Linked DNA regions of Mus musculus: all the other regions are linked to region 3. The links are chromatin loops, found by intact Hi-C in ENCODE. Cell type or tissue: left cerebral cortex. All regions are shown on one strand. Each heading gives the region's core, and the rest is flanking DNA. Links, peaks and the distances in the headings are about the cores only. Region 1 holds the start of Six2 (sine oculis-related homeobox 2). Region 2 holds the start of Gm29418 (a long non-coding RNA gene). Region 3 overlaps Six3 (sine oculis-related homeobox 3). Region 4 has its middle 150 kb from the start of Six3os1.

Region 1 (5,019 bases), core at 1,156-3,655, 62 kb before region 3:
TTCAATATCTGCCTCTCCATCGCCTTAGAAAGCTGACAGGGTTGTTAACAAAACGAGGTCTAGAGGTTTTAGCATGGTCTGTGCCTCCTTGGATCTTGGCATTGAATGTCACTAGGAGCTTGCAGCTGGGTGGGAAAGGGCGGAATGGATGCCCAAAGGACAAGCCTTGCCAAGAAATAAGCCGTGGGCCTTTCAAACTCTGGAAACTTCAGGGATGTCCCTGACCCCACCCCTCCAGTGCACCCCTAACCTTCTATTGCTTGGATTTTTCCAAAGGACCAGCACTTCGTATGTTCTGGGGGAGTTCTGACAAAGAAACAAAAAGCAGGGCTCCTCCTACCCACTTTCTAAGGCCAATCTTGCCGGAACTTAGCGCTGGGTTCTCAGGCAGAAGAGACCAGGAACCCGAGCCCAGAAGTAGGGAGACAGGAAGCTGGTAAATCCAGTCTCTTCTGTGCACCTCACCCCCACCCCGGGAAGTGCGACAATTACCCTACACACGCTGCCCTGGGCTCCCCGGGGCAGTCTGCGGGTCTATGCGGGCTCCCCTGTTTTGTGTCGCCGCCCTTGCAAGATTCAACTTCCGTAAAGGCCACACGAGACTGCCGGGAGTTTCTCGGGTCCTGGGCCCCGTGGGGTTAAGTCTGAGTCCCCGCCTGGCGAGGAGCAGATCGCGCCGAGTGGGGGCGGTACCGGCCGCGGGGCAAGCAGCCTGCTGCGAAAGGAAGGAAAGGCGGGATCCTCCGGGAAGTTGATTCTCAGGCGTCCAGCTGCGGCCACTGCCAAATCTCTGACTTCTCTCCCCACCTCCTCCCCCTTTCCCTAGGGGATAGACATCTCGGGTCCCGGGTTTCTTGCATGGGGGTGGGGTGTTGTCAGCTAGAAAAGCCAAGCCTTTCAGAGGCCCCCTAAGAGAATCCAAACTCTCCATCCCACTGACCTCCTCCTGGGTTAGTGTCTCTGCCTGTCAGCTGCGACCTTCCGAGCGACGCAGTGACCCAGCCGGAGCTGGAGCACCTGGCGAAGCCTGGGTGAGGCTGTTGCGACGCCTCTTATTTAAAAAAAAAGGGAGGGGTGTCTCACACTTTTTCTCTTGAAGGCTCCTTCTGTCCCCCTCTTTTCCTTTCCTGAAAGGCACCCCCTTAAACGGTCCTCCGCCTTCCCTTCTACTCCCTTCCTTCCCCACTTCGGTCCTCCTCTTTTCTTCGAGGGCCCCCACCCAGCCCCCTCCTTCGGGGTCCTCCTCCTCCTCTGCTCTTTGGGCGTCCGCCCCGTCAATCACCGCCGTCTCGGGGCCCCAGCCCGGCTCCTCTCCGCCTCCCGGGCTCTGGGAGTGCCTGGGGCTCCCGTCTCGGCCAACCTCCGCTCTGTGCAGAGCCGGGGCGATCTGTCAGCGGAGCTGGCCGAGGGGGGCGGGGGTGGGAGCCGCCCGGGCCGCCGGGGCTCGGGTTACCGGTGACTGACAGCGTCTCCATGGCGAATAATTTGACTCGACTATTGTCTGGCGCGGGCAGGCCCCGGGTCAGATAACCCGACCAATCAGGGCGCGGGCCGCCGCGCCTCATGCCCGCTTAGAATAATATTATTAAAAAAGCTGCAAGCGAGCTAGACGGGAGGGAGAGCGAACGAGCGAGGAGCCGGCGAGCGAGCGGCGGGCGGGCGCGGAGCATGCGGAGCGGCGCCCCGGGCGGCCTCCGGGCTTGGGCGCGGGCGAGGCGCGCGGGCGGCGGGGGCGCGGAGCTGCGCGGGGCCGGCGGCGGGAGCGAGGACGGATCGTTGTGACTCAGGAGTCGCTCGGGAGCCGGCGCCTGGCCAGGGGGCCCCGCCCGCCTGTCGGCCGGCCGGGGCCGGCGGGGAGGCGCCCATGCGGGGCCGCGAAGCGCGGTGAGGGCGCGCGCGGGCGGGCGGGCGCGCAGCCGCCACCATGTCCATGCTGCCCACCTTCGGCTTCACGCAGGAGCAAGTGGCGTGCGTGTGCGAGGTGCTGCAGCAGGGCGGCAACATCGAGCGGCTGGGTCGCTTCCTGTGGTCGCTGCCCGCCTGCGAGCACCTCCACAAGAATGAAAGCGTGCTCAAGGCCAAGGCCGTGGTGGCCTTCCACCGGGGCAACTTCCGCGAGCTCTACAAAATCCTGGAGAGCCACCAGTTCTCGCCGCACAACCACGCCAAGCTGCAGCAGTTGTGGCTCAAGGCGCACTACATCGAGGCGGAGAAGCTGCGCGGCCGGCCGCTGGGCGCCGTGGGCAAGTACCGCGTGCGGCGCAAGTTCCCGCTGCCCCGCTCCATCTGGGACGGCGAGGAGACCAGCTACTGCTTCAAGGAGAAGAGCCGCAGCGTGCTGCGCGAGTGGTACGCTCACAACCCCTACCCGTCGCCACGAGAGAAGCGCGAGCTGGCCGAGGCCACCGGCCTCACCACCACGCAAGTCAGCAACTGGTTCAAGAACCGGCGGCAGCGCGACAGGGCGGCCGAGGCCAAGGAAAGGTACGAGTAAGTGAGCATCTGCGCCGGCTTCCCTGGTCCTGGGAGAAACGGGTGCGGGAGGATGGGGAGCTCCTGGACAGGACTAAATCGCACCCGGACCCCGGGTACCAAGCTCGGCCGCAGCTCAGGCTGGCTCAAAACAGCGCTTAGGTCTTTTCTGGAGGCTGAGCGACCCGGAATTTGTCTAAAGCGGGCAAAGCGGTGCGTAAGTTCAGTAACTAATTCCTCAGTCGCTTGTGGACTAAACTGGAAAAACGGCGAGTTTCAGAGAGGGCAGGGCTGTGGGCCTGAATTCCCTGCGAGGTAAGCGTAGGCTTAGGGCCTGATCTTCGAACAACCAAGGGCGTCGGGGATCAGGGGGTTTAGGACGTCACCTCCAGGTCAAAGAGATTTTTAGGGGTCAGGGCAGGGGTTGGAATCTCCCTAGTATTATCTGGGTAATGACTGCAATATCTATGCAAGGTAGACCTATTCCTTGTCTGGGCATAAGAGCTGGGCACAAGAGAGTTGGGAGTTATCCCGCGTAGAAAGGACCCAAAGATGTAAGGCCTCCGGGGGAAATGTCTGCTGAGGAAGAGAAGGCAATCCAGCCTGCCTTTCCTGAACTTGCCAGACCCTTGAAGACCTCGCTCTCCTTAGGTTCTGCTCTCTTTGATGGGCAAGTCGGGTGTGCGAGGTAAACTGGGATCTGCCGAAAGACTGGGAGCTTTCTTTTCTATCGGAATCTAAGACTTTCCAAACTAACCTAAGCTACAGACACCCCTGTAACTGTCTGTAACCCGCTTTGGGCTTAAATCTGGACAAGGAAACTAGGGGATCGAGATCGGAGAGAAACGGATTATGGGAACGGATTTCTCCTTGGGGAACAGCAAAACAAGACACCTGGGTTAGGTGATGTGGATGTGTTGAACACCGTTTGAAGGATCCAGGGTCAGGGTATCGAACAGTAGGGGCAGAAGAGCAAGCTGCAGACTGGACCTGGGTATTTGAAATCCCCAAGTTTGACTTTGAATGGCGATGATGTCTTGCTCATTCCCCCACCCCCCACCCCAAGAAATCTGAAAGAATGGCCGTTAGGAATCCACTAATAGGTTTTACCCAGGATTTCAAATACCCATATCTGGTCAGGGACTGTCCGCAAAAGCAGGCAAGAGGTGGATTCATCTGCGATGGGTTCTCCTCTGTCAGGCTCCATAAGGGCTGGGGTTCCTGACTAGGCCCCAGGTGAGAGCTACAGATTGTGCCTCCTTGTTTCTGCCTACGATCTGAGCCAGCTCTCAGCACCCTGCCCTTCCTTCTACCTTCTCCCCTAGGGAAAAGGAGTCCTCCATTCTCAAAGCCCCATCTTTCTGCCCAGTCAAATGAGCTCCTGCTCAGCTTGGAATTAGGGATCATAGTCTCAGTAGGGAGGGGTTTCCCTCGCGCAGAGAAAGGCAAAGGGAAACTAGGCCTGTGCTCACCCAAGTCGAAGTGGGCCCCTCAGCCTGGGCTCGCTGTATCTGAAGCTTCTATTCCCCACTTCTACCCAGCAAAGCTCGTTTGTACGGTATTTTCCCTCACTTCTCCCAACTCCAGGCTCCCCACTTTGGTGCCGCAGCTCTCTTAAGGAATGGGGTGGGAGACAGGACAGGAAATACTGGGAACAGGAAAGGTAGTCATGACATTAAGGACATGGGCTGATACAGGGAGAGGGACAAGCGAAAACTAGTGTTGAGGGTTTGAGAACGCAATTAAGAACAAGAAGTCAAGTGTGGGAATGGTAGAAACAGCAAACACCCTTTAGCAACCGCAGCGGGGCCCCAGGTGCTGGCATCCTGAGGGTCAGCGCAGAGTGGCCCTGGTTCCCCCTGACCCCGCTCCTTTCCTCCTGCGCTTGCAGGGAGAACAGCGAGAACTCCAATTCCAGCAGCCACAACCCGCTGGCTTCCTCGCTCAATGGCAGTGGCAAGTCGGTGCTAGGCAGTTCCGAGGATGAGAAGACGCCGTCGGGGACTCCAGACCACTCGTCGTCCAGTCCCGCTCTGTTGCTCAGCCCGCCGCCGCCCCCTGGGCTGCCTTCCCTGCACAGCCTGGGCCACCCTCCGGGCCCGAGCGCAGTACCCGTACCAGTGCCCGGTGGAGGCGGCGCGGACCCACTGCAGCATCACCACAGCCTGCAGGACTCCATACTCAACCCCATGTCGGCCAACCTTGTGGACCTGGGCTCCTAGAGCTCTGTTCGCCTCCGGGCGCTTGCTTTCCGTGCTTGATGAAGCGGTGTGGGAGGGCGATAGATTCTGGAGTCTGTGCCGCGTACTGGAAGACTGCCCTGCCACGCTGGAGCGGCAGAACCGGCGGCGGGACAAAGTGGACAATGGTCTGCTCGGTATCCTTTGGGGATTCATTTTCAACAAGTTGCTTTTGAGATCCTTTGGAGGCCAGAGACCGAGTCTTGAACTAGGCAAGGGAATAAATTATAAGCCACCACCACCCCGATTTTTAAAAAATCTCTTCTCCTTTCTCTCTCCTTTTTCTTTCCTCTACTTTCCTTTCGAG
Region 2 (5,019 bases), core at 1,030-3,529, 170 kb before region 3:
AAAGGCAAAAATCAGACCAAATTTTTTGAGCCTTATAAAATAAAATAAAAAATGTTCAGTCTTCCCCGCCACCCCAGGAGCGTCGAAATTTGGAAGTGAGCTTGCTTTTCGCTGATGAACTTTTAATTAGCTTTTCTGGGAGGGTCTGCTCTCCAGTGCAGGTTGCTTCTGCATTTTTATGCTGTATGTACTGTTATAGACTTGTAGCAATACATATGTCTTAGTTTCACACAGAGAAAGGTACACTACCCAGTGCTAGACTGCACGGATCACCTTCTCTGACTCAGCGAGGGGATCTCAGAGATCTGGTCTGTATTATTTATGAACACAAGGGCAATGGTCAGTGCCCATACACACAGAATGTTCTCGAAGCTAAATTCTCTGTTCTCGGACACATTCAGCAATCTGCTGCCGTGGGAATCACTGGGGGCCTAGGTTAGCAGGAAGGTTGGGGAAATTTCCACAGCACAACCTTTAGGACTAGCTCACTAATCAACACAAATCTCAAGTAGTCGTGGACTAGGCCCACAATTGGCATTCCTGAAACCAAGGACCACCAGCTGAGCTCTAAATAAATACAGATGTGACAGACAGAGGAGACCCCAAGGAGGGCGGCCTCTCCACTCACAGGTCCTTCCCTGTACAGGCGAGTGTGCCCACCGGCGGTAACATAGCAGAGGATGGGGTGGACACCGAGTTGAGAGGCCCTAGGTCTGAAAACAGTTCGGGATGATTCTGGCCGCCCACCACACTGTGGGCCTCGCTGCTTGTTCCTCAAAGAGGCTGTGGTTGACCTAGCCCAGCCGCGCCTGGGTAGACTGTCAGGCCTGGTTTGAGGAATCACAAACCTAGTCTGCTCGCACAGGGTCTGCAGGAGGCTTGGCTCGCCCAGCGCAGGGTCAGGGCGACCAGTCTCCGAGCCACTCCAACGTGGAGCCTGACAGCGAGACTGCAGAACGGATGACGGTGTCCTGAATTTTGTGAGCCCCAGGCTACCAAGAGGTGGAGCCCGGGGCAGGCGGCTGGGCGCAAAGAAACTGCCCAGCGGCCAGAAACCGTGGGAACACCACTACCTCGGGTCCTCAGCCGGAGGGCTTGCAGAAAAACTGGGAGAAGGGAACCGAGCGCGCTTCCCCTGTTAGGTCTGCCCTGAGAGCGACAACCAGTGACCTCAACCATCCGTACCTTCCACCCCAAGCCTGGACCGCACTACTCACCACCTCTTGGTCACCTACCCTTCTCTCTCTCCCTCCCTTTACCCACCCCCGCCGGTGCCACTCGGGTCACCCCGGGGGGTGGCCGAGATCCCAGCTGTACAAACACTGGGAACAGCCCTCGTCCGCCACAGAACCTTGTACCACCCCCGCCCCAGGGCCCGGGGTCCCTTCTCTGCCTCTGGGAAAGCGCTGAGCAGCGGGGCCCGACCCTAGAGTCGGTGACTGCCTCCAGCACGAGTTTCACCGCCTTCGTCCGCCGGCGCCCGGTGCATCTCTGTCGCCCTCAGCCTCCAGGCCAGAGTTCCCCCAACCCCCGCCGAGCCCGAGCGTCCCCTCACCCCCTTCCCTCCCAGCCCGCGAGGTGCTGGGAGCGGGGATCGGACCGGAGGCACCCACTGCGGCAGATCCCCGGCCTCCGATCTCTCCTGCAGCCGACCCAGAGCCACGTGCGCCAGGCGGACTCCACACCCTACGGGTGCCGTGCCCCGCTGCCCCGGGAGCCGGCCGAGCCTCTCCCCCGCACCTGCACCCACCTCGCCTGCTCGCCTTTCCTTCTGCGCGGAAATACCACTGGCTTCAGACAATTTCAGACAGGCTCCCAGCAGTAGAGGAGGATAGGACATTCCGATCGCTGGAGATCAAACTGGCCCAGGCGACCCGCATTAGAGCAGAGACCCCTTTGCCTGGCCTGGAGAGGGTACAGCCCAAAGAACGAGGCTAACACCAAGTGATGAACTAACTGCTTCATAGTGTAGCGAAGGGCTATCCAAACCATTCCTTTCTGCAGACCTGGCAGGACCCGGAAGCTGGTCGTAAGCAAGAGCAAGAACGTGAATTTATTGGCGTAAGTCTCATTTTAAAAGGTCAACACAAGTAAGAGGCACATGACAGTTAAACGCTGGTGATGAGAGCGCTGGACACGGCTGGGCACTGCGCAGACTGTTTCGGGACCTTTCTTTTTTTGTTTGTTTGTTTGTTCAAAGTGCAAAATTAAGCTAAAAGATTTCCTTACAGCAAACTGTGTGTACGGTGACTTTCCCTCTAAGGGAACTCTTGCTGATGCCGCAAACAGCATCGTAAACAACACTCTAAGGTTTGTGCTTGTGCAACAAAACCGGCAAAACAGAACCAAGGTAAAGGAAGGCTAAGTCCCACTGAGTGAATACTTCATTCAATCGCGTGGGGGGGGGGGGGGAGGTATTGATTTGCATAGTAAATCTGAATCACAAAAGGGCAAGCACAGCTTCCCTTTCAGGGCACTATCTTAGCTTTCCTGGAAGCCCAAAGAAAACAAACAGCGTTGTCAGGGTTTTGTTCCTTAAGGGAATAAATTGTCCTTTTGAGCCGCCGTGGAGTGCTCCGGAGTGAGATGTGCTGTATATATTAGGATATTTTGGAAGCTGGTGCAGGTGTGGGCTGATTCAAATTACTGGGGTTTGTGTTCTTCTAAAGGGTCAAATGAAGGATCTGGTTTTAGGGGAGGTGGACAGGAATACGGTTTCCTGAGTGAAAACGCCTGTGAGCCCAGCCTCGCATTGGAGGACTAAATGCAATCCTGACCAGGCATCCCCCGATGGCCCAGGAAAAGGATGTGTCTATCAGCATACATGTCATCAGTCCTAATTATTTAATATTTGCACTCAATCAAATGCCTTCGCTATTTTGAGAATTTTCACAAATAAGCAATTAGCAAAACAATCTGTAAAGTCTACAATCTGTTGATTTAACGGTGAATTAGTAAGGATTATTCTCCTTACTTAACTTGTAGGAACATTTTAATAGCTAGGAAGTTCGTGGCTGTTGAAAATAGAGCACACAAATTTTGGTGTTAAATATTCCAAAGTTGCAGAATTCTGACAGTCACATAAGTACTTCTTACAAAGTCATTTTGGAACAAAATCTAGGAAATAAAATTAGAATATATTGGTCTTAATCTCGGAAGATATTGGTGAGTTGTCTATATGGTTTCTTAAATGATTTTCTACCCAAAAATTCAGAGACCTTTTAAAACTCTATTAAAAGATATAAATTAGGTTATGTCAATACAGGCATTTAGTTCTATGCAATTCTTACTCCTTCTAAGCCAACACACTAAGCTAACAGTCATATTAGTTTTTATTCCCTAAATATCAGTATCTGAAACTCCCTAAATGTAAATGACCCTGTAGAATTGACTTATAGTCTGTAAATGCTACTAGGAAACTTTACGTACAATTATGCAGGTCACTGGTAGTTTTAAATCACTAAAAAGTAGATACATAAATTTTCTGGCTTGAAGGAGTAAATCTAGATCTATGACTTTCTAATAGAAGATAAATTATAGCTTATTGAGATTTGTTTTATTCTAAGGAAAATAATAATTTTCTTTGCTGTCAGAGATACCCATGGGGGCAACTTTTTATTATATTTTTGAGGGCTGTTAAATTTGAAGATTAAACAAATAACTCCAAACCATTTATCAGAAAAGCCTTCAGACCATTAATGATATTTTGCTTCTGAGGAGGGTATATGAGAGCAGAAAGATAGTCACATTAATATTGCACTTTCATAACCAAAAATCTATACACAGAACCGGAAATAGGTGCCAATAAAAATTAAATACCAGGGTCCAGGTAGAGGACACTCTAAATTCCGCTTGGCAGGGCAAGAGTGTGCTGCCAATAGTCCTTAAGTTCTGTTCTTTATGATAACAAAGTGGTTCAGAGACCCCGCTCACCAACCTTGCACAATCACAGCTGTGTGTATGGGTTGTGTGTTGGTCACCCCCACCTCTAATCTCAGTTTAGCCTTCCAAGGCAAGGAAATAAAGGGGAATGCTCGGACTACTCTGCCACACATACGGACATAGAGTTTATTAATAGGAGAATTTAGCTTAGCCCTCTCACTATTCATCTGAAATTAATTAACTGTGTAGAATTACAAGGTGGGTGTATTCCAGACAGCAGGCCCCGCTCGGACTAATCAAAAGGGCACATGTTGAATGAACACGATTTAGTTAAGGTTAATCCAGTGAAGATGATACGTCCCTGGTCTTAATTACTCCAGGTGATAGATTGTGGGATGGGAAAATAGGAAGGAAGGGAAATTTGGCCCTGCCAAGACCAGGGTTTTCTAATTTAATTTAGCTCTCTGTTTTCACAGTTTCCGTTCCGAGAGCAGGACCACACTCTCTGGGCTCTCGTTGAAGGTGGCTAAAAGAAAGAAAATGAGCATTGTACATTTTAATTAAATAAAAACAAATATGATGTTTCAAAGATGTTTGTGAGTTTTGTACTTATTGTTACACAGTTGTCAATTGGGGAATTTTAGCACAACTCAGTGTATTCTTGCAGATTTCTCCTGGAGGTTATTTTTTTTTAAACCCTTGGTGCCCAGACTTGTTTCATGAAGAACAGAGAAGTACCTACAGAGCTGCAAGGGTGAACTGAATGCAGGAGTTGTTTAGAATAATACAGCGTAAATATTACTCAGCACGCAACAGCCATCCTGTGTGCGCCACAGAAAGAGAGAATGAAATTGAGGAAAGCAAGAACACACACCCAGTGGCTCCAGCTCTGAAGCTAAAGAAAAAAGTCTACAGCACTTCTAGGCAGAATAGTGTTGCCCTGGGATGGACAGTCAGCTTTCAGCAGCAAGTTTCTGGCCACCTGTCATGTTTGTTTCTTACACAAATTTAGGGATTTGTGTGTTTTCCTGGATTTATCTTTTACTTCAACAAAGCATTTGCACCCCACCCCACCCCCCCCCAAAAATTTTTTAAATGCTGAAAAGTGCAAGGCTGGAGTGCGGACAACGTCTGTTT
Region 3 (5,019 bases), core at 1,503-4,002:
CAGTCCACAGAGAAGTGGTCTCAACCCTCTGATGAGGAGTTGCGGTGTGGCCCTGTGACTCAGAGGCCCTCGGAGGCCCACACTCTCAGCTCCAGGGGCAATTGGGTTTGTTTCCAGGAGGCTGGACAGAGTTTCAGCATAGCTCCTTCTCCGGGCAGCTATGCCCAGCCATCCCATGCGACTTGACTGCTTTGGCCATAGATGGGGGCTAGAAAGAAAATGGACAGGCACTAGGTAAAAGAGAGATCTGGCCAGAAAAGGGTTCCCTTTCCTTCTGGTCTCTGAAAATATCCCCTGTGACAACACCAATATCAAGGGACCGGATGAGGGGAGAAAGTCAAAAGGTCCAGCCAACCCATTTTAGCCAATGAGCATCTGTTGTGAGTGTGTACACACACACACACACACACACACACACACACACACCATTTCTTAGAGGGGCAGGAAGATTCCTAGGGATAGGGACTTGGCAGTCACATTTGTGGACAGACTAGGGTGACTTAGATGTCCCCAAGCAGACTGAACCTCCCAGGGCACATTTTTCCTGCACACAACAGCCTGCAGGTGTATTGGAGTCGCTGAAATTTCTGTAGATTCTCAGGCCAAGCATACAGACTGTATCTAAGCTAGGCAACATGAATAAAAACCCACACTGGGCACATACCAATGACATATGTGTGCATTTATATCAAACACACACATAATACATCCTTTTGTATGCAGAACTTGATGAAATGGTGACCACCCAACTTTCAGAACTGCACACAAACACACACACACACTCGCGCGCGCGCACACACACACACACACACACACACACACACGTGTGCCACTCAAACACACAGGAGATCTGTAGATAAAGTTAGAAAATGCCGTACTGGTATTGTTGGCAGACCTATGTAGAGATATAGGAGTGGTTGACAGGGACCACAGACTGTCAATAACCCCAATAAGAATCCCACCCGCTCAGGCAAAGGCTGTTGGAGGAGTCCAGTAGCTGTTTTCTTCAGTGGAGGAAGAGGCAATGGGTGGACCCAAACTTGCTTTTTCTGCAGTCCATGATGATAGAAAGAAGTGTGACTCAAGTTTTCCCCTTTGTTCTCACACAAAAAGGTCCCTGTTCCTGATGTCACTGGTCTAGTATGCTCCAGAAATCACTGTAGCAACGATAGCCCCTTCCTTCCACCCCCCTCACCCCCCTCCGTTTTGGTTTATTCCCTGCTCTGGGACCATCCACATTGTTTATACCAAGGCAGCCATTTCTTTGGGTTGAAAGGCCCAAGTTCTGGGTCAAGTATGTGAAGAGCAGGTGACAGAATGGAGGTCCAAGCCTGGTGGCTTTAGATGGCCTTTTTCCATATTCCTGGCGTTGTCAGAAATGTGGGCTGCACAGAGCTGCTTCTACGGGCAGTGGGCACACACAGAGATTCTGACACTGTGTGCCAGGCCAGCTGGGGAGGTCGGCTGGATGCCCTACTTCTAAGAAGAGACCCCCTATGGAACCCTCCACCTCCTGTAAGCGCATGCGCTCTTGTGCACCTAAGACACCTCCAGGCCAGTCAGACCCTCTACCCAGGGCGGCTCGCGTAAAACCCCTGGTGTTGTTGGGAATAAAGACAAAAGGGAAACGGAAGTCGAAATTAGTTTGGAAGCGGTCGCTAAATTTCAGACTGGTTTCTTTTTAATCCCCCCTAGCTTTGAAATTGGACTTTTCAAGTGAAGGCAAGTTTTCTGAAATCACCTCTTTGGCCCCTTCTCAAGCGCGCAGGCCGCCTTGGCCCAGAGCAGCAGAACCACTTCCTCCCAGCCAGCTCTCCTCGGGAGTTGTGCGGCCACAGCCGGCCAGGAAAGCTTGGGGCCAGCAGAGGAACGTGGTCAGCAAGGGGTAGTTTTTTGTTTTGTTACTGGTTTTCCTTTACCATGCAAACGAACCAAAAATCCTTCAGAAACTAAGGGACTCCAGGTGATCCCAAAAGACAAGGACATTTTTTTTTCAGACACATAGATCCAGAATCTTAAGACAGGTGACTCGGTCGGACAAGGATGCCAATGAAGGTGGGAGGGAGAGCAACCGCATTTCAGGCCCTGAAGTCAGAAAACTGCCTCCTTCTCCCACCCACTCCCGACCCTTGTTCATCTGGGCCCTAGTTAACCACTTTACATCTCCTCCAAAAAAGAGAGAGAGATTAAAAAAAATACAAGGAAAATAGAATTGCAGCTGTGCTTAGGACGGTCGCTTGGGTTAGGGAGCCTTAGGGTTTCTCCTTTTTAAAAAGCAGGCAACTAGAAGGCTACCAAACATTCCAAGGGCTCACAAGCGCCGCGAGATGCAGCAAATCCAGGGTACAGCACTCCGGGGAGGATTCAGGCCTGACATCTTGTCATGGAAGAAACTAGTTGTAACCCCCTACCCTCATGCCCCCTTTGCCTTTCCCTCGGGATCCTGTTTGGGCTCCCTTTCCCCAAGCAAGTGTTTGTTTCCAGTTTTCCACTCACATTTGGCATCCTTCCCCCTCCCCGGCTCTGGCTCTGGCGGCCAGCGAGTTAGAGAGAGCAAGCGGGAAGCTGGGCTGTTACAGCACCCGGGAGCTGTTTGCCAGGGCGGACACAAACACCAGTCTCTGGGAGTGATAAGAAAATGGAGAATACTGTATTTGCTTTAGAAAGTTTTTACATATAGATAAACACGCAGTTAAGATAACAGTAAAAGCGCTCTACAGGAGTGAATGGGGCCTCCAAAGCGGCTAGGAAAAACTTGAATAGCTTTTGCATAAGAATACTACGGTCTCACTCTCTGCTTTCACTAGCGACAGGGTCCCTCTCTCTCTTTCTCTCTCTCTAACCCTGGCCACCTCGCCAAACCTCGATCGCCAAGTCGACGCCGAGAATCCCCAAAAGGAAAGAGGTGAGTGGGAGGGAAGGAGGGAGGAGAGAGAGAAGGGAGAGGAGAAAAAAGCAGGGATCATATACAAGCAATTTCTACACATATATTACAAACTGGGAAAATGACCGATCATTAAGATATACATAATTCATATAAAATTTTGAAATAAAAATAAAAATCTGTTACAGTCATAACTATTCTTTTTCCACATTTATAACCAGTACCCACACAGGCAGTGACAGAGTGGAGAGAAAAAGGTGCTTACGAAGAAAATGATTGTCGGCTGAACAAAAACAGAGGATTGCATTTTGTTTGACCAATACTTGGACTTAAAAACAGAGAGAGAGAGAGAGAGAGAGAGAGAGAGAGAGAGAGAGAGAGAGAGAGAGAGAGGGCCAAAGGAGAAAAGAGCAACAGAAGGTAGAAACATTTGCTATTTCTCTCGAGGAGTTTTTTCCTATCTTTCTTTCCTTTTTTTTTTTTAAACAACAAATTCAAAACGGAGAGGTCAGATTTTTTTCTTTTTGTCTGCTTTTTGTCGTCTTGTCGCAGCGGCGGTGGTGGTGTTTTTTTTTTGTTTTTGTTTTTGTTTTTTTGTATAGTCTCTTTAAATCATTTTAAACTAGAGAGAATATTTTCCCAGATACAAATAAATCGTCATGCAGGTGGGGTGCCGGGTCCGTGGGAACCAAAAGGAGAAGCCGTGCTTGTCCTAGAAAGTATACAATTGTCACCTCTTTTATGCTTTCTGCCCGCAACATCAGCGTTTGTGACTGTCTGTTGGCGTCGCGGTCCTTTGGGGTGGCCGTGGTAGTAGGTGGTGGTGGGGTTGTTGATGGTTTGAGGTTAATTTATTTTTCTTGTTTTTTTTTAAATATATTTTTGGCTGGGGTGGGAGTGTGTATGGACTTGTGTGTGTATCTGTCTGTGTATCCTGATTTCGGTTTGTTCTAGGGATGGAGTAGAAGAAGAGGAAGAGGAGCAGGGTTACGAAGAGGAGGGGAAGGTGGAAGGGGAGGAGGGGGAGGAGTAGGGCGGCCTTGGCTATCATACATCACATTCCGAGTCGCTGGAGGTTACCGAGAGGATCGAAGTGCCGGTGTCCGCGCGCTCCGTCAGGCTGGACACACTGGTGGTCGGGCTGGCCGCCGTGGACGGTGACTCTGCTGAGCCGTGCGTGGGGCAGCCGGGCTCGGCCAGCGAGCGCATCCCGCTCGGCCCGATGGCCTGATGCTGGAGCCTGCGGGGAACAAGAGAGCCATGCCCGCCCTGACTCGGTGGCCCGCCACCCTGCTCCCCTCGCTCATACCGCGGGGAGCCTGGCCCGACTGGACCCGCACTCCCCTACAACAGCGGCCTCCCGCGTGGCGTGCCCCTAGCCACAGCCTTCAACGGGGCTCTGTGTTCTTACAGGCTCCCAGCTGCCCCCTGAGTACCGCAGAGACTTCCTAACTCAAGTCCGAGCTCCCGGTTTCCCAGCCCAGGGAAGCGTTCCAGATGGAAGGAAGGCCTCAGATGAAGGGCAGACTCCCAAACCAGCCTCCTGCAGAGACCTGGGCAGGCAGCAAAGGACCCTGAGCCGGGACCAGCAGACAGTGGGGAAGAGCTTCGCTTTCTTCTGCAGCCTCCGAGGCTCAAATAACTGAACCCGGAGAACCAGATATTCCACAGAAGCTCAGGCCACGGCCTTCCCAAGCACACACCCCAGAACTGTAGGGGTTCTCCTCAGAGCACCCATCGCTTTCCTTTCTGGATCTCTACGCAGAGGGCGCAGGACACGGGGAAGAGAAAAGAGGGAAGTTGGAAGCTAAAAGATGGGGGGGGGGGGGGGAGAAAAGGGTAGAAAGAGAAGACAGGAGGGAAGGACAGGCTGTGTCTCTTTTCTGGGTGACGAAGCAGTTGTCTGAACCTAGTGTCTCCCTTCTTGGAAGCCTTTCACTGGTCATGGGCGCTCCCCCCATCTGACGAAATGTGGCCTCCACAGGCAGAGATGAGAGGGACGTGGATTCAGGCCTGGGCCACCTAAACCGGCACACACTCTAAGTCTCCAGCCACCAGCAACTGTCAGCAGCCGTTGCCCCTGCTCCCAGGCCTGTACCAGAGCTTCTGCTCAACCCCCCTTCTTTCCTCTCCTT
Region 4 (5,019 bases), core at 1,263-3,762, 160 kb after region 3:
CAGCCCGGTGACATTCCCCCCAAGCTCAAGGAGAGGGCCACCATGAGCAGGCCGGCTGCAAATCTAGACAGCGGTGGCCTGAACAGCCTTTTCTAACCCTGTCTGACAGAAACATCAGGTCAGGTCTCTAAATTTCTCTTATTGGTAGATTTGGAACAACAAAACAGACTTTGACGAAGCAGAGTCCTTTTTCTGGAAGGCAGAGGTGACTTTGCACACAGCGCTCCAACCTTTTTTTTTTTTTTTAAACTCACTCAACGCAGTTGTTGTCACAGTAAACCTGGCCTAGGATCGCTAGGTGACATCGCCCACCGGGAAGGCAGAGGGGCTCTGAGTCCTACACAGGAGGCATTGCCAAGTCTGGCTGAGGGCTTGGGGGGACGCTGCCCGGAGGCTTTTCCTTGTGGCTCCAGACAAATTAAAAACCTCCTTACCAGCCATTCACTCGGAGGAGGCCTCTTCCTTGCTCCGCGGGGAGAGTGGGGGGCGGCTGTGTGGCAGGGGATCTGGATGGTGGGGGGGGGGGGGGAGGCTGGGCCTCCCGGGGCTGGCGAGGAGGGGGAGCCTCAAGAATGGAAAGGGGCCCTATCCAGAAGAGATTGGCAGGCAGGGAGCGGGGACAAAGTGCAACCAGGTCACTGGGGAAGAAAAAGAAATCGCCAAGTAAGGGAGTGGGGGAAAGTTCCACTTCCAGCCTCATTATGGAAGAGGTCTGAGCAGAGAGAGGCGGGAGAGCCCGGAGCAGAGAGAAAGGGCAAGTGGAACTGTAGGCAGAGCAGAGCGAGGTTCTTAGGGTGCGCAGGCAGGACAAGGCTGCACCTCCTCCAACGGATCCCCATCCTGAGACCTGGAAGCACACCTGCCCAGTCACTCCCGAAGAGGGGGAACAAAATGTCCCATTAAGGGTGGGACGAATTGATTTTCCAAAGAAGCAAGGCACCATTTCCTCCCAATGCCCTCTCCAGGCCTCCTTAATCTGCCCCGGAGGCAGCAGGTGACCTCTGCGCAGGCCCCCGAGGCGCCTTTGTTCCCGGACTTCTGCGGCCCGCCTGTCGCCGCCTGCACCTGCGCGGCCCGGGCTCGGGTCCACCCTCGGCCGCTCGCTCGCGGGATGCACCGAGCATGCCTTTGTACCCCGAAAGCCACAGCTCCTCGGCCCGCCTGCTTTGGGCTCGACAGCCACTAATGGAAATCTGTTCCCAAGAGGGATATAGGGGAGTATACTCCCCACCCCGCCAAGTTCATCTGGGAAGACCAGTTTGGGACCCAGGCTACCAGGGCGGGCTACAGCCTCTGTCCTTTTGGGCCCATGGTCCCCAGATGCGTCCTGCTGACTTTTAATCCAATCCCTCTGAGGTTTGCTAATTTAATTGTGCAATGGGCACACCTGAGACATTCCCTTCACTCTCATTAGGACATTTCTTAGCTAAAGCGGAAGACAAATGAGCGTAGTAAGACAGGGAATTCAGGGAAAGCTTTTGCCATCGTTGGAACATCCGAGCAAGCAGAAGAAAAGGAGGGGTGGCGGGGCCTCCAGGTTGGAGACAGGCAAGGAGATCTCAAGTTCTTGCTAAGTGAGCCTGTGCTAGGCATTTAGCCTCCGTACATTAAATACCCAGGTTTTAAAGGAGTGGGTCTCCAAACATTTATTATTCATAGTAGCAGGACAGCCAGTAAGCCACTATGTGGAAACTAAAAGACTTCCCGTGCTAAAGGTTAATAAAGGCGTAATTTGAATCATGAAATCTTTATGTGTCCGCTCAATTTACACAGAAGGCTCATTAAAGAGGTTGTTGGTACCAGAGGCTGCGGGTGACGTCACAACGGGCATTTAAATGGGCGGGGCCAGGCCGCTCTGCATGGAATCCTTTAAAAATATAAAAGCCTTCCTCTTTCCTTCTCTGTCTCTCCAGCCGTAACAACTTCACCAACTGTCTAGGTTCCACCCGGAGGATTTCACAGAGAGAACACGTTAGAGGGAATCAGGAAGCAGAGAAAAGGTCACAAAATAAGCACTTGGGGAACAATGAAAGCTTTTCTCTCAGCAGCAGTGGGAGAGTTGCTAGAAAAACGGGAAAGGTATTAATCAGAAGTGGCTATAAACCCTCTGGAGTTTTGCTCTTATAAAACTCCTCAGAAAAAGTCTTGAAGGAAATGCAGGTCAAAGCCCAAAAAAGCTCTTGATCAGAGATTGCTGGAGGAAAAATCTTCCCAGCCGCCGTTTAATAGGCAGCAATCGCCCCAGGAGTGAGGAAGCCAAGTAGGCTTGAGGCATGGTTGCAATTCCTAATAGGTCTTGTCACACTTAAGGCGCTGCAAGCTCCATCCGACGAACAGCTGAAGCTCGCTGGCGATTCATAAAGCCAACAGTTTAAAGTTTATTATGATGAAAGCACTTAATGACAGCCATCGCTAGGGGCCCATCATTTATAAAGCTGCGCAGAGTATTAGGCATGTAGCATGACCACCAATTTTATGTCACAATTGCTACCATAAAATGACCTTTGGTGATTTTTGCTGCATGTGGTGGACAGCTCTTCCTTCACATTAGTGCTCTGTGGCTTTCTTTGCAGACTATTATGCTGTCTAAAGCTTATTTGGCACTGTCGTGAGCCTCAACCCTGGCTATTACCCCGAAGGCCTGTCTTAAAAAAAAAAAAAAAAAAAACCACACACACACACACACACACACACACACACAAAACCCTCATGCTCTATTACGCCACTCCAATAATTTGCAGTTCTTACCAACCTTGGGTCGTGTAATATTTTAATGCAAATATGCTTTACCATTGCATTTTATTTATTTATTTTTCAAGTTCCTCATGTGTGTGCTGGCTAATGAACAACGTTCTCTTGTAGTTCACTGAAATCAGTCTTCTTCCCTGGTCAGGTCTACTGATTGGGTACTGTTTATTCTGACCAGTTAAAACAGTGCTGGAAGAAGAAAAAGGGTGGGTGGGGGGAGAATTAAACTTTTTTTTTAATCCCACGTATGATGAACCTACCTCAAGCAAACCCACCAGTCCAAATTTATTTCCCTGTTCCCCAGGCCAATGCAAATTCCCATCTTAGTGACATTATTTAATTAGGCCTCCATTTGCCACCCTGCTTTTTCTAGTTAGAGAGTGTTTGAATACATGGCCACTTTACTGCTCCCACGTAAACTGCCGTTGAGAAAGTGGCCTGTCCATGCTACCTTTAAATTGTGTATATAATTTTATAAATGATATAAAATCTGCTTCTAGTCTCTGTGGGGGAAAAAAAGAACTTCAAGGCTGGCACACTGCAATTTTGGAAGGATTTAAAATCTGTGATTTCTGCCGGTACCTACTGTATTGGGTTTTATATAAAGCTTTTTCAATAAGGTAAATTGTTACATGACAAACTCATCTCCCAGCATTATCATCTGCTGTTTGTGTTTAACAACAGGAGTCCCGCTCTAACAAAACTGTTGTAATGGTTGCACAAATTACTCAGCTGAAAGCTTTTCACCAAACAAAACAGTATTAATCAGCAGTTCTTATGAAGGTGCTAATTAAAAACAATTTTCTTCCTCAGTTTGCAATACTAAAGCCATCTTCACTTGCACAGTTTCCAATAGAGAGCTACTGTATTCGCTCATACTGCAGCCCTCCATTAACTATTGAATCGCCTATTAGCCATTTTATTACATTTCTGTTTACAAGCTTGTTGACATTTTAAAAGTCACAGTATGATCTGTTTTATCTATTAAAAAATGTATTAATTGAAAAGTCAGGGAGACTAAATAAATAAATAAACAAACAAACACAGATTCCAAATACACAGGCTTTCTGAGCCGGAGACACAGAAACCCTTCAGCCACAGCCTGGGTAGCTGGCAAGCTGGATAAAATGGACTCTAAGAATTCAAAGTGGTCTTTCAGGCCTGATGGTGTGTCAGACAACACTGGGCTGGGCTCCTTCACAACTGAGAAACATTCCGCTCAGGAAAATGTATTTGCTCTGGCTAAAGTCAGGGTGCCTTTCAAACTGCCTTTCCTCTGTGAGATACACTCAGTGTAATGATGATATCTTTGCATCCTGAAGACAGGGTGTTTGATCCATGGAGAACAACCCAGAGACAGAAGCTGGGGCCAAGCAGCCTAATTGTCCCCAGAGACTGGTGTGTATGCCTATGTTCAGTGGGACTCTCTTGACCATGTGGGCATCTGGCCCCTCCCCCAAAGTCCAACGAAAGGGTTTGCCACACAATGCTTCCCAATTGTCTGACATTGATTGGAACCAAATCAAACGCTGACTAAGCACAAAGCCAAAATCTACAGAAGCTGGGCTGGAGGAAGGAGTCAGTCCCCACCTAGCAAGACAAAAACAGTGATGCCCACTTATCCCTTAGAAAAAGGCGTGCCCTACTCTGGCAGTGGGGAGAAGAAAACAAACAAACAAACAAACAAACAAACACAACACAACACAACACAACAAAACCCCAAAATACAACTACCACTATTGCATTAACCAGGTTCTTCAATTGTCAAAGGTGCATAACCAGTTAGGATAGACACCTGGCTGTTGGAACAGGGCCCCAGAGGGCCACTAATCCTTCCTTTCACTCAGTTAACTGCTGGATCCCCTAAACTAAATTCAACAGGTATGCAGTGGTAAATTCTGCCTATACTGAAGCCAAAGGGAAAATCAGCAGGGGCGGCAGCTCTTCTCTGAAAACACCCGAGGAACCAGCCAGAAAAGCTTTTATGGCCCCGACAAGTTTTCTGCTGAATACTGAGCACCTAAATTACCCTTCCCTAATGGAAGTTACATTTTCATGCTCAGTCAAAAAGCCACCAAAATACACAATTTATACAAAATAGCGCCTACCTCTCAGGTAGTCTTTCTGAGCATTTTTATCCCAATTCACAGCATATGTCTTGCTATAAAATAAAATATATTTCTTATAACCAATTGGACGTGGCTGTTCATATCACTGTTTTACAACTGCCTGTGGACAATATTAAATGCATGCTTACACCTAACCTGCCTC

Evidence for each region. Peaks named below come from ENCODE experiments on the same cell type or tissue, not always from the same donor. Only the 100,000 strongest peaks of a DNase experiment are listed, where the experiment ranks them.
Region 1: a loop joins it to region 3, with 4 times the contacts of the local background. A loop is called at or near these places in 10 of 42 quality-filtered maps.
Region 2: it touches region 3 in a loop (4-fold over the local background); 2 of 42 quality-filtered maps call a loop at or near these places.
Region 4: a loop joins it to region 3, with 2.8 times the contacts of the local background. A loop is called at or near these places in 2 of 42 quality-filtered maps.

What each region holds. Positions count from the first base shown.
Region 1 is chr17:85,684,858-85,689,876 of GRCm38, reverse strand. Six2 (sine oculis-related homeobox 2) reads left to right here and starts at 1,623. Exons shown (of 2, transcript NM_011380.2): 1 at 1,623-2,484; 2 at 4,364-5,019. The coding sequence starts at 1,925. The coding sequence ends at 4,694. It overlaps CJ186046Rik (a long non-coding RNA gene), which reads right to left and starts at 1,383. Exons shown (of 9, transcript XR_001782258.2): 1 at 1-1,383. In left cerebral cortex, for the core only: no CTCF peak of the experiment used is centred there; no DNase peak of the experiment used is centred there; H3K4me3 peaks cover 469 bases.
Region 2 is chr17:85,796,832-85,801,850 of GRCm38, reverse strand. Gm29418 (a long non-coding RNA gene) reads left to right here and starts at 2,117. Exons shown (of 3, transcript XR_877082.3): 1 at 2,117-2,350. Gm4718 (a long non-coding RNA gene) reads right to left here and starts at 2,127. Exons shown (of 3, transcript XR_003952252.1): 1 at 1,751-2,127. In left cerebral cortex, for the core only: no CTCF peak of the experiment used is centred there; a DNase peak (open chromatin) is centred at 1,986; H3K4me3 peaks cover 612 bases.
Region 3 is chr17:85,622,832-85,627,850 of GRCm38, reverse strand. Six3 (sine oculis-related homeobox 3) reads right to left here. Exons shown (of 2, transcript NM_011381.4): 2 at 1,660-4,124. The coding sequence ends at 3,932. Among named protein-coding and RNA genes, the nearest start is that of Six3, 4.5 kb to the right of the region's middle. In left cerebral cortex, for the core only: no CTCF peak of the experiment used is centred there; a DNase peak (open chromatin) is centred at 2,622.
Region 4 is chr17:85,460,983-85,466,001 of GRCm38, reverse strand. No RefSeq gene overlaps it. Among named protein-coding and RNA genes, the nearest start is that of Six3os1, 150 kb to the left of the region's middle. In left cerebral cortex, for the core only: no CTCF peak of the experiment used is centred there; DNase peaks (open chromatin) are centred at 1,893 and 2,250; H3K4me3 peaks cover 204 bases.